2 separate regions of the Mus musculus genome follow, and region 2 is linked to region 1. The links are chromatin loops, found by intact Hi-C in ENCODE. Cell type or tissue: heart. All regions are shown on one strand. Each heading gives the region's core, and the rest is flanking DNA. Links, peaks and the distances in the headings are about the cores only. Region 1 overlaps Nol4l (nucleolar protein 4-like). Region 2 holds the start of Kif3b (kinesin family member 3B).

Region 1 (4,386 bases), core at 146-4,145:
CTGCCCGGCCCGGGGGCGGGGGTGGCCAGGGGGAGGGCCCAGGCGAGCGGCGGCGGCGGTGGCGGCGGCGGCGCCGCGGCCCGGGAGGAAGGGGGAGGGGGAACCGGGTACGGAGAGGCGGGGGAGGGGGCGGGACCGGGCACGGGGCGGGGGCCGGGGGGAGGGGAGCACAGGAGGACGCACTCAGGGGGAGTAGGAGGAGCAGCAAGAGGAGGAGGTGGAGGGGAGGGAGAGAGGGAGGAGTGGGCATGGGGGGGAGGGGGAAGAGAGGAAAAGGAGGCACCCGGGGAGAGGGAAGAGGAGAAAGGAGAGTGGGGGAGAAGAGGAGGAAAGGGGGGGGACCGTTGGGCCAGGTATGGGGAACAGGGTGCTCTGGACGCGCCGCTGTTCGCTCCTGGGTAGAGCTCTCTTAAGGGAGAAGAGCTTGGAGGAAGATCCCTTCAGGGCGCGCAGCCGAGAAAAGGAGGCGTTGGGAGCTGGGCTCGCCCTGGCTCCCTGAGGCTGCGGACTTCAAGTCCTGGGCGGGGTAGGGACATACCCTGCAAGCTGTCTGTGTTCAGAGCAGGAGAGGGAGACTTGGCCCAAAGAAAGTGACTAAGGCAGCATGGTCGAGAACTCTTGGTGCCATGGGGCCTCCAGACAGCCCCCGACCCTACGCGTCTCTCAATCCCGGGCGACACGGGTGCTCGTTGTGCAGGGCTGCGGGACCCGAGTGTTCAGCCTAGGAGGTCCTAGTGGGACGCTGACAAGGAAAAGCCAGGCACGTGGCCGACTCTGGGTCGGGCCCCCGCCCACATCTCAAGGCCCCCTTTTCTCGATCAAGTTCAAGCTTGAGCTCCTCAGCACCCTACCCACGGGCCGCCTCCTCCCCTCCCCTCGCCTCTTCTCTATTCTACACCATCTCGCCTCTCACTCTTCCTTTGTCTCTTTCCCACCACTTAGTTTGCACCCGCCCCTGCACCCCTCCTCTTTGCCCAGCGGCCAGCTACAATGTCTAGGCTGCGCTCACCTGTTCGACCCAAACATTCCGGCGACCCGGAGCGCCCGGCGCCCGCCACCCGCTCGCTCCCGGCTCCCTCTGAGGGCCCCCGCCCCACTCTGCGGGTCATTGTGCTCTAGCAGACCACTCGGTGCCGGCTTCTTACGCCGCGCTGGCTACAGTTGTAAAGTCATAGCATAATATTAAGAATGCTGCCCAGACCTGGGCGCGCACAATCTGCGTGGTCTCTGCAGGAAAGGGAAGACGCACGCCGACTCAAGGTGCGGTCTTCCTCGGGGCAAACAGACCTTCTGCTTCGGCTTCAGAAGATAGAATGGGGCGGCGCGAGGTGACCAGAGGGGTGCCCTGAACCTCCGAGCAACCTCAGACTCGCCTGAGACCTAACAAGCCAGTCTCCAAACCGCAGAATTAAAACCTCGACAGAGAAAAATGGGTTAGGGGCAGACGCCCCCCAAATTCCCACCACCAGTTCCAAATCCCGGGTTAGAACACATGGGCCTCGAATAAAGCTTGTGCTTTAACAAGGATAGAGATAGTAGACGTTCATGGAATTCTGTAGGGAGATGCCCCGCCCCCCAAAAGAAACCCAATAAGGAGCCCACCTTCTGGTTCCTCTAGAAGGAAGGGCAATTTCTACAGATTCCTTTACGCTACAACTCATTTACAGTGGAGCCTGCAGAGGAGAGCAAAGGAGACAGCCACTGCGATTGTTTGTAATTTTGAAACAGTCTGCCTTTAACCCTCCCAACTTTTCTTTTAAAAGCCCTTTTCTTTCTTCCTCTGAAAGCGTTGCATTGTGAACAATCTGTGATAGACAAGACTCCCTCTACAGGTTTGGTCTGTAACTACAACCACAGGTTCGGAGCTCCGTGTTCACGGATTAGTAAAGATGACATACACTTCAAATTAACAGTACACAGACTGCATTCTGCACATGCTAAAGATTTTACTGTCAATAAGAAACCCACGCTTTTAAAAAAGGATTTAGGCCTGTTACTCATTAGCGCCTTTTACTCCTGAAATTTAATGTGTTTTCAAATCAATTCACCGATTCCTGCTTTCTCTGTTAGACCTTTACTTCATATCCTTTGAGGTGTGGGAGTCTAGGGTCTTGGCTTTCCTCATGCCAATTCGGGCTCAGGATTTTCCTGCCTCTTTCCAAAACATTTCTTGAGACCTTTGACCTCGCCTGGCTTGTATCACTATTTCACTGCAGCAGTAGACATCTGGGCTTGAAACATAAAGCCACAGGCAGCTGAAGTTCAAAGGTGGAATTGAACCCAGATAACCCAGCTTTCCTCAGACTCATAGAACAGTGAAGCTCAGGAGGGTAGGGCTACTAATGCACCTTGGATATCTGGGGAGCACTTATGAATGCCAGGAGCCTCCCAAGATTTATCCTTACAGGGCTGCCCCTCCTTGAGGAACCTTGTGTTGGTGGTTTTCAGTGTCCTTGTTCCTCTGGTCAACTCCCACTGGCCTTAAAGTGGCCACACTGTGGGTCTCCACAAAAAATTAGATGACCCAGTTTTTTGACCAAGAATTTTCCCAGCTCCCAATGAGGGGAGGGTCCATAGCACGGGGGAAAAGGCTGGCCTTTGCCTTTGTGTCACCTCCAGGCCCAGCAGTGGACACTATGAAGCACCTACAAAAGCAGAGGCCAGGCCAGGGGATATGAGGAAGGACAGGAACTTAGTACAACCAGAGTGGACACTGTTCAAGCATCTGAAAGCATTTGAAAAGCCATTTATCACCACAAATTACTTCTAAATGACAGAGGGGAAGGAGTACCTGCCCTCTAGAGTGATAGAGCATTCACCTCCCAACCAAGCCATCAAATCAGCTGCCCCCAAAGGGCAGTTATCTGCCTAGAGTGTGTGCATCTTCTGAAGGTGGCAGAAACTGTGTTGGTTATTCCCTGTGCCAGGTCCCTCTCACCAAAATGTTGAATCTGAACAAGAAATCCAGAAAGACAGGGCAGTGGTGGTGCACGCCTTTAATACCAGCACTTGGGAGGCAGAGGCAGGCAGATTTCTGAGTTAGAGGCCAACCTGGTCTACAGAGTGAGTTCCAGGACAGCCAGGGCTACATAGAGAAACCCTGTCTTGAAAAAAAAAAAAATCCTGAAAGAGGGCTCTCCACAGACAAATAGTCCTGGACTATTCAAAAACACCCATGAGTGGAGTGTGTGGCACATGCCTGGAGTGCTGGTTACAGGAAGTAGGACAGGGGCAGCATTACAAGTTTGAGGCCAGCCCGGTCTCTATGTCAAGATGCTATCCCAAAAGCCAAAATACAAATAACAAAAAACCACTTATTGTTATTAATGTAACTGTTGTATGCGATGAAACTAATGGGTCAGGCAAGCTCATGAAATGGACCAGCTGCTCCTGACAGCAAAAGCTGGCAACCAGTGAAGACCTTGAGACATGGCCTTCCAGGCAGATACAGATTTGTCAACTGGTATAAAGGTCCTGGAAGCTCTTTGGTGCTGAGCGTTACAGTGGAGGAGGAGGAAGAGCTCAGGGAGGGGGAGACCAGCATGGCAGAGCACACAGGACCCAGGATGCACAAGTGTGCCCAGTCTGTACACAGCTGAGAGGCTTGGGAACTTCATTTGGCCTGCTAAGGCAATGCAAGCTCAGTTAATGTAAAGGGACATCAGAGGGCAGATAGCATAGAAGCAGTCTCCTAGGGACACTGGCTCAGCAAGTATAACACTGGGTCCCCACCCCAAGTTCCTTGCAATAAACAAAGAGAAAGGGACTAGCCCAAGGGACCGACTCAAACTCTGACACCACACAGATGAGGCAGCAAGTTTCAGCCTCTGTAGTCCTGCTTGACAGAAAGTCTTCTACTTTGAAATTAGAAACCCGAGGCTGGGAATGTAGTTCATTTGTTAAGAGTATATGTCTAGGGGGCTGGTGAGATGGCTCAGCAGTTAAGAGCACTGACTGCTCTTCCAAAGGTCCCGAGTTCAAATCCCAGCAACCACATGGTGGCTCACAACCATCTGTAACGAGATCTGACACTCTGTTCTGGTGTGTCTTAAGACAACTACAGTGTACTTACATATAATAAATAAGTCTTAAAAAAAAAGAGTACACGTATAGCACGTCTAGGACTGTATAAACTGGACATGTCCATAATTCAGCACTCAGGATGTGTCAGCAGGGAGAACAAGAGTTCAAGGTCAGTACCACCTACATGGTGAGTTTAAGGCCAGCCTAGACTACATGACACTCCATAAAAAGTGTGAGTGTGGGGAGCTGGCAGGGTGACTCAATGGGTAACCGTGTTTGTTCTCAAGCTTCATGACCTGAGCTCAATCCTCTGAATCTCCATGGTAAAGGAAAGAACAAGTTCACAAGTAATCCTCAACGTTC
Region 2 (4,386 bases), core at 214-4,213, 160 kb before region 1:
CGTTACTCAAGCATGAGGACCTGAGTTCAACCCCCAGCACCCAGATTAAAAGGCCACATTGGGGGCTGGGGAGTTGGCTCAGTCGTTGAGAGCACTGACTGCTTTTGCAGAGGACCAGGGTTCAATTCCCAGCACCCAAAGGGCAGTTCACAACTGGCTGTGTGTAAGTCCAGTTCCAATGAATATGATGCCTTCTTCTTACCACCTCAGGAACCAGACACTCACGAGGTGCACATGCGTACATGCAGGCAAACATTCATACACGTAAAATGGTAAAGAAGTTTAAAAACAATTTAAAGCCATGTCGTAGCACGTACTTGTGATCCCAGTGCTGGGAGTGAAAATCCCCCCCAAAAATGCTTTCTTCTATAAAATGCATTGGCATGGGGCTTCATCAGAGCAACAGAAAAATAACTAATACAGAAGAGGCAGAGGCAAGCAGATATCTGAGTTCAAGGCCAGCCTGGACTAAAGAGTGAATTCCAGGACAGCCAGGGCTACACTGAGAACACTGCCTCGGGAAAATGCAAGAAAGCAAACAAACAAAACCACCACTACCAATAACAACAACAAAACACCCGTCTGGGAGGCCCTGGGTTCTGTCTCCAGCACCACGTAAATGTCACGTGGTGCAATGTGCCTGTGATGTCAGAACTTAGGCAGGAGGATCAGAAGTTCCAGGTTATTTTTGTTTTCCTAGTGAATTTAAGGACAGCCCAGGGGCTGGAGAGATGGCTCAGCGGTTAAGAGCACTGACTGCTCTTCCAGAGGTCCTGAGTTCAATTCCCAGCAACCACATGGTGACTCACAAACATCTGTAATTGGATCAGATGCCTTCTTCTGGTGTGTCTGAAGACAGCTATAGTGTGTTTATATGCAATAAATAAATAAATCTTAAAACAAAACAAAACACAACAGCCCAGAATGGGAGAGGGTACAAAGAGCAACTAAAAGAACTAATGAAAATGAGAGAAAATTTTGGCAATTATTAGCCCTAGAAACTACCAAGAGATACAGAAGAGATGAAACATAAACACATATATTGCATTATGTTCTTGTAAACAACACATAATGTGTTTGTAACCAATACAGGTAAACTTTACTTTGCGTCAGTTTGGTAGGTATCTTTTTTTTTTCTTTGTGTGTAGCTCCAGCTCTCCTAGACTTGCTCTGTAGACCACATTGGCCTCCAACTCAGAGATCTGCCCACTCCTCCTTCCAGAGTGCTTTTTGCTTTGATGGAAGGGTAGCCGGACTCCAAAGATGCTATGCAGGGAGGATGACTTGATGTGATTCCGGTTTTCAAATTATTGTTCAGACTATCTAGTCGAGATGCCAACCATGCACTCCCAGCCCAGCTGGTTTGCATGTGCTGAAGTCAGAGGACAACCTAAGTTGTTTCTCTCCTGCCGGGTGGGTCCCTGGAATCTACCTCAAGCCGTCAAACGCGTTTACCCACTGAGCCATCAGAGGGTAGCATCTTTTCCCTACAATTATGTGTATTTATTTTTGATACTGAGGGACAGAGTCTCGCTGTGTAGTTCGGAACTTGCTCTGTACCCAAGCATGGTCTTGAGCTGTTCATCCTCCTGCCTCCATTTCCCGAGTGCTAGAACTATAGTCATGAGCCATCAAGCTCAACCAAAGTTTTTTGAGTTGATGGTAAGAATAGTGGGACTCCAAGGATGCCTTGCAGGGATGTGCTTCAGGTTTTAAATTATTATTCAGGTCACCTCGCCGGGAATGGATGGTCAGGCCTTATACTCTATTAACAGAGAACAAGAATTGCAGTCGAGTCTAAAGATGACAGGTGGCCTGGCCTTGCTTGTGGTGCTGTTCTTTAAAAAAGTGGAGAAAAGCAGGAATATATGAAAGGCAGACTGTGGGACTCGATGGCCAAATGAAAGTGACAGGCAGGACAGATTTTCCTTCATCCCTGGGTGGCCTTAATTGGGAGCCACTCAATACTAATCTGAGACCCAGATCAGAGAACTGACCTGAAAGAGCTTTCAGAAGGGGAGGATGAAAGCGCGTAGTGTGACCAAGATACTGGGCTCTGTTTCACAAACGGAGAAACTGAGGCACCCGAGACCAGAGGACCGAGTCCGGGTGCCTAGGAGGGTCAGAGTGTCCGCGCGCTGGGAACCTGGAAAACGCCGCTGCACTCCGGGTTCCGCCCCTCGGCGAGCTCCTCGCTTCGGAGGCCCAATAAAGTTATTGAAATTGACGCGGTTGCTAAGGAAGTGGGTCGCCGAGCCGGGTTGCTAAGGAAGTGAGCGCCGCGGTCTCTCCCCATCCGGGGCAGCTGGGAATGGCTGAGCCCCGGGTTCGCCGCCGCCGCCCGCTCTCGGCTGCGGCCGCAGGTGAGTTCGAGATGCTGGGGTCACCGCGGGGCGCCCAGCATTATCCCGATGTCGTTGCTCTGCGAGCCGCAGCATCCTTTGTCCGGCCTCTGTGGTATCTCTGACCACCCGGCTTTTTCTCGGGCGCGGCCGGTACGACCCCCCAGTCTCGGCCGCCCGTGCTCGCTCCTCACGGCCGGTCCGGGGCCACAGTCCCAGGCCCTGGCTGGAAAGGCAGCTCAGGAAGCAAGAACCTGAGGTCCGAGCCTCAGGGCGGTGCCTGGCTCGCTGTGTGACCTTGGACAAACCCCTTGCCTTCTCTGGCAGCAGCAGACCTGTCTGCCCATTGGGGTCTTGACACTTGCCGAGGAGACTTGTATATGAAAGGGCTCCAAGTGGGAAGAGGGTGAACGGCCAGGATACTCTATGTGGAGACCAAGAGAACTGTTTGAAGTCTGAGTGCTTGAGTTTGAGGCTGCATAGCGTGGCGTTGAGTCTTCTCATCTGTAAATCAGATCATGGGATTGCCCTTCGTGGGAAGCAGGGCGTCTGGAGTAGCTTGGGACATGATGCTTAAAAAAACAAAACAAAACATGTTAATTGCATATAACGGGTTTCATGATGACGTTTCATCCGTGTGTATAATTTATTTTATTCGTGCTCCCCTCCCACTGACCCTTTCCCTTCACTTTTTAGTCCCTTCTAATTCCATGCCCTAGCGCAGTTTACAAAAATTAGGTTCTTTTGAGGAGCATGGGCGTTTTGCCCGTGGCTACACTACAGAAGAAAATGCCTGCTACTCCCTCAATCACCAATAACTCATGTGAGGTGTTAGGTTTGGGGGTGTGGTGGTGGTGGGGACACAACACCTCAGGAATGGGTGGCTGTGTTGTGAGCCCCTCCCCCTAGCAACCGTTAACTGCCCATAAATCCTCGTGTAGGGGTGGGTCCTGTTGAGCCCCTCCCCCTCCACAAAACACGTGGTTAAGTACTACTTATCACTAATGGGATGGAGCCTTCCAAGAAGGGGAAGATGACTTGGAACCAGAAGGACTTAGGTGTGTAGCTTGCTAGTGCATATGGGTATTCTAGACACCCTGGCCATTCCCCACCCACAGTTTTACTTTGTAGTCTGCTCAGAGGGGGGAAGTTACTGACCTCTTAAAAGGTTCTGTACTTGTGCCATGCCTGTCACCCGGTATATTCATAACAAGAATAGGGGTATTTATCTCTTCTGAGAAGTGCTTAGAGCAACTTGATGCTTAAGAAGTTTTTTGAGGCGTATTATCTCATTTAGTCTTCACAGACAGTGTCAGGCAGCTGGTGATGTCACCCGCTCTTGTAGATGAGGAACCTGTGCCTGAGAAAAGTGAACGGCTTGCCTAAGACTGAGGCTTAAGGTGTGATGGAGCTGGACGGCATTTTACTCCCCGCTCCCTGATGCCTCTGCTTTCTCAACAGTAACTGCTAGAAGGCCACAAGGGTATTTTGGGTTGCTTCTAATTGCTTTGGCTAGAAGTTGTTCTCCCAGTGGCATGGAAACAAGATCTCAGAAAAAAAAAGCTCTGCATGTTTTAGTTTGTTCCTAGCATATATTAATTTTATCTGATAAATTTGACTGACTTTTTAAAAATACCATTACTGTAGTTTGTGTGTGTGTGAGTGCCAGCCTGTGCTGTGGTGTGTGGAGGTGAGAAGTCGGCTTTGTGGAGTTGACTCCTTCCACCTTTCGGTGGGCCTTGGGGATCAAACTCCGTAGACTCAGGTTGTCAGGCCTGTGTGGCCAGTGCTTTCCCTGCTGAGCCGTCTCCCCTGCCCCATGTGATGTTTAAATTCGTGTGTATGTGTGTGTTTTGATCATACTTACCTCCATCACCTTCCTACTCCTGCTGATACCCTCTCTTCCCACATTGTCTCCCCTTCCACAGCTCCCCTCTTTGATGACCCAGCCAGTCTAATTAGGATGGCTTATGGGAACACACATGAGGATTTATTTATAAGAGCACAAGTAACTTACTAGTGTTTCCATGGCTGAAGAAGTGCC

Evidence for each region. Peaks named below come from ENCODE experiments on the same cell type or tissue, not always from the same donor. Only the 100,000 strongest peaks of a DNase experiment are listed, where the experiment ranks them.
Region 2: a loop joins it to region 1, with 2.2 times the contacts of the local background. A loop is called at or near these places in 1 of 42 quality-filtered maps.

What each region holds. Positions count from the first base shown.
Region 1 is chr2:153,444,506-153,448,891 of GRCm38, forward strand. All of the region lies in intron 4 of Nol4l (nucleolar protein 4-like), which reads right to left. Among named protein-coding and RNA genes, the nearest start is that of Nol4l, 83 kb to the right of the region's middle. In heart, for the core only: a CTCF peak has its summit at 1,834; DNase peaks (open chromatin) are centred at 286 and 996; H3K4me3 peaks cover 1,693 bases; H3K27ac peaks cover 2,667 bases.
Region 2 is chr2:153,289,142-153,293,527 of GRCm38, forward strand. It overlaps Kif3b (kinesin family member 3B), which reads left to right and starts at 2,275. Exons shown (of 9, transcript NM_008444.4): 1 at 2,275-2,363. Gm39961 (a long non-coding RNA gene) reads right to left here and starts at 2,285. Exons shown (of 3, transcript XR_866869.2): 1 at 1,998-2,285. In heart, for the core only: no CTCF peak of the experiment used is centred there; DNase peaks (open chromatin) are centred at 2,250 and 3,270; H3K4me3 peaks cover 1,924 bases; H3K27ac peaks cover 1,026 bases.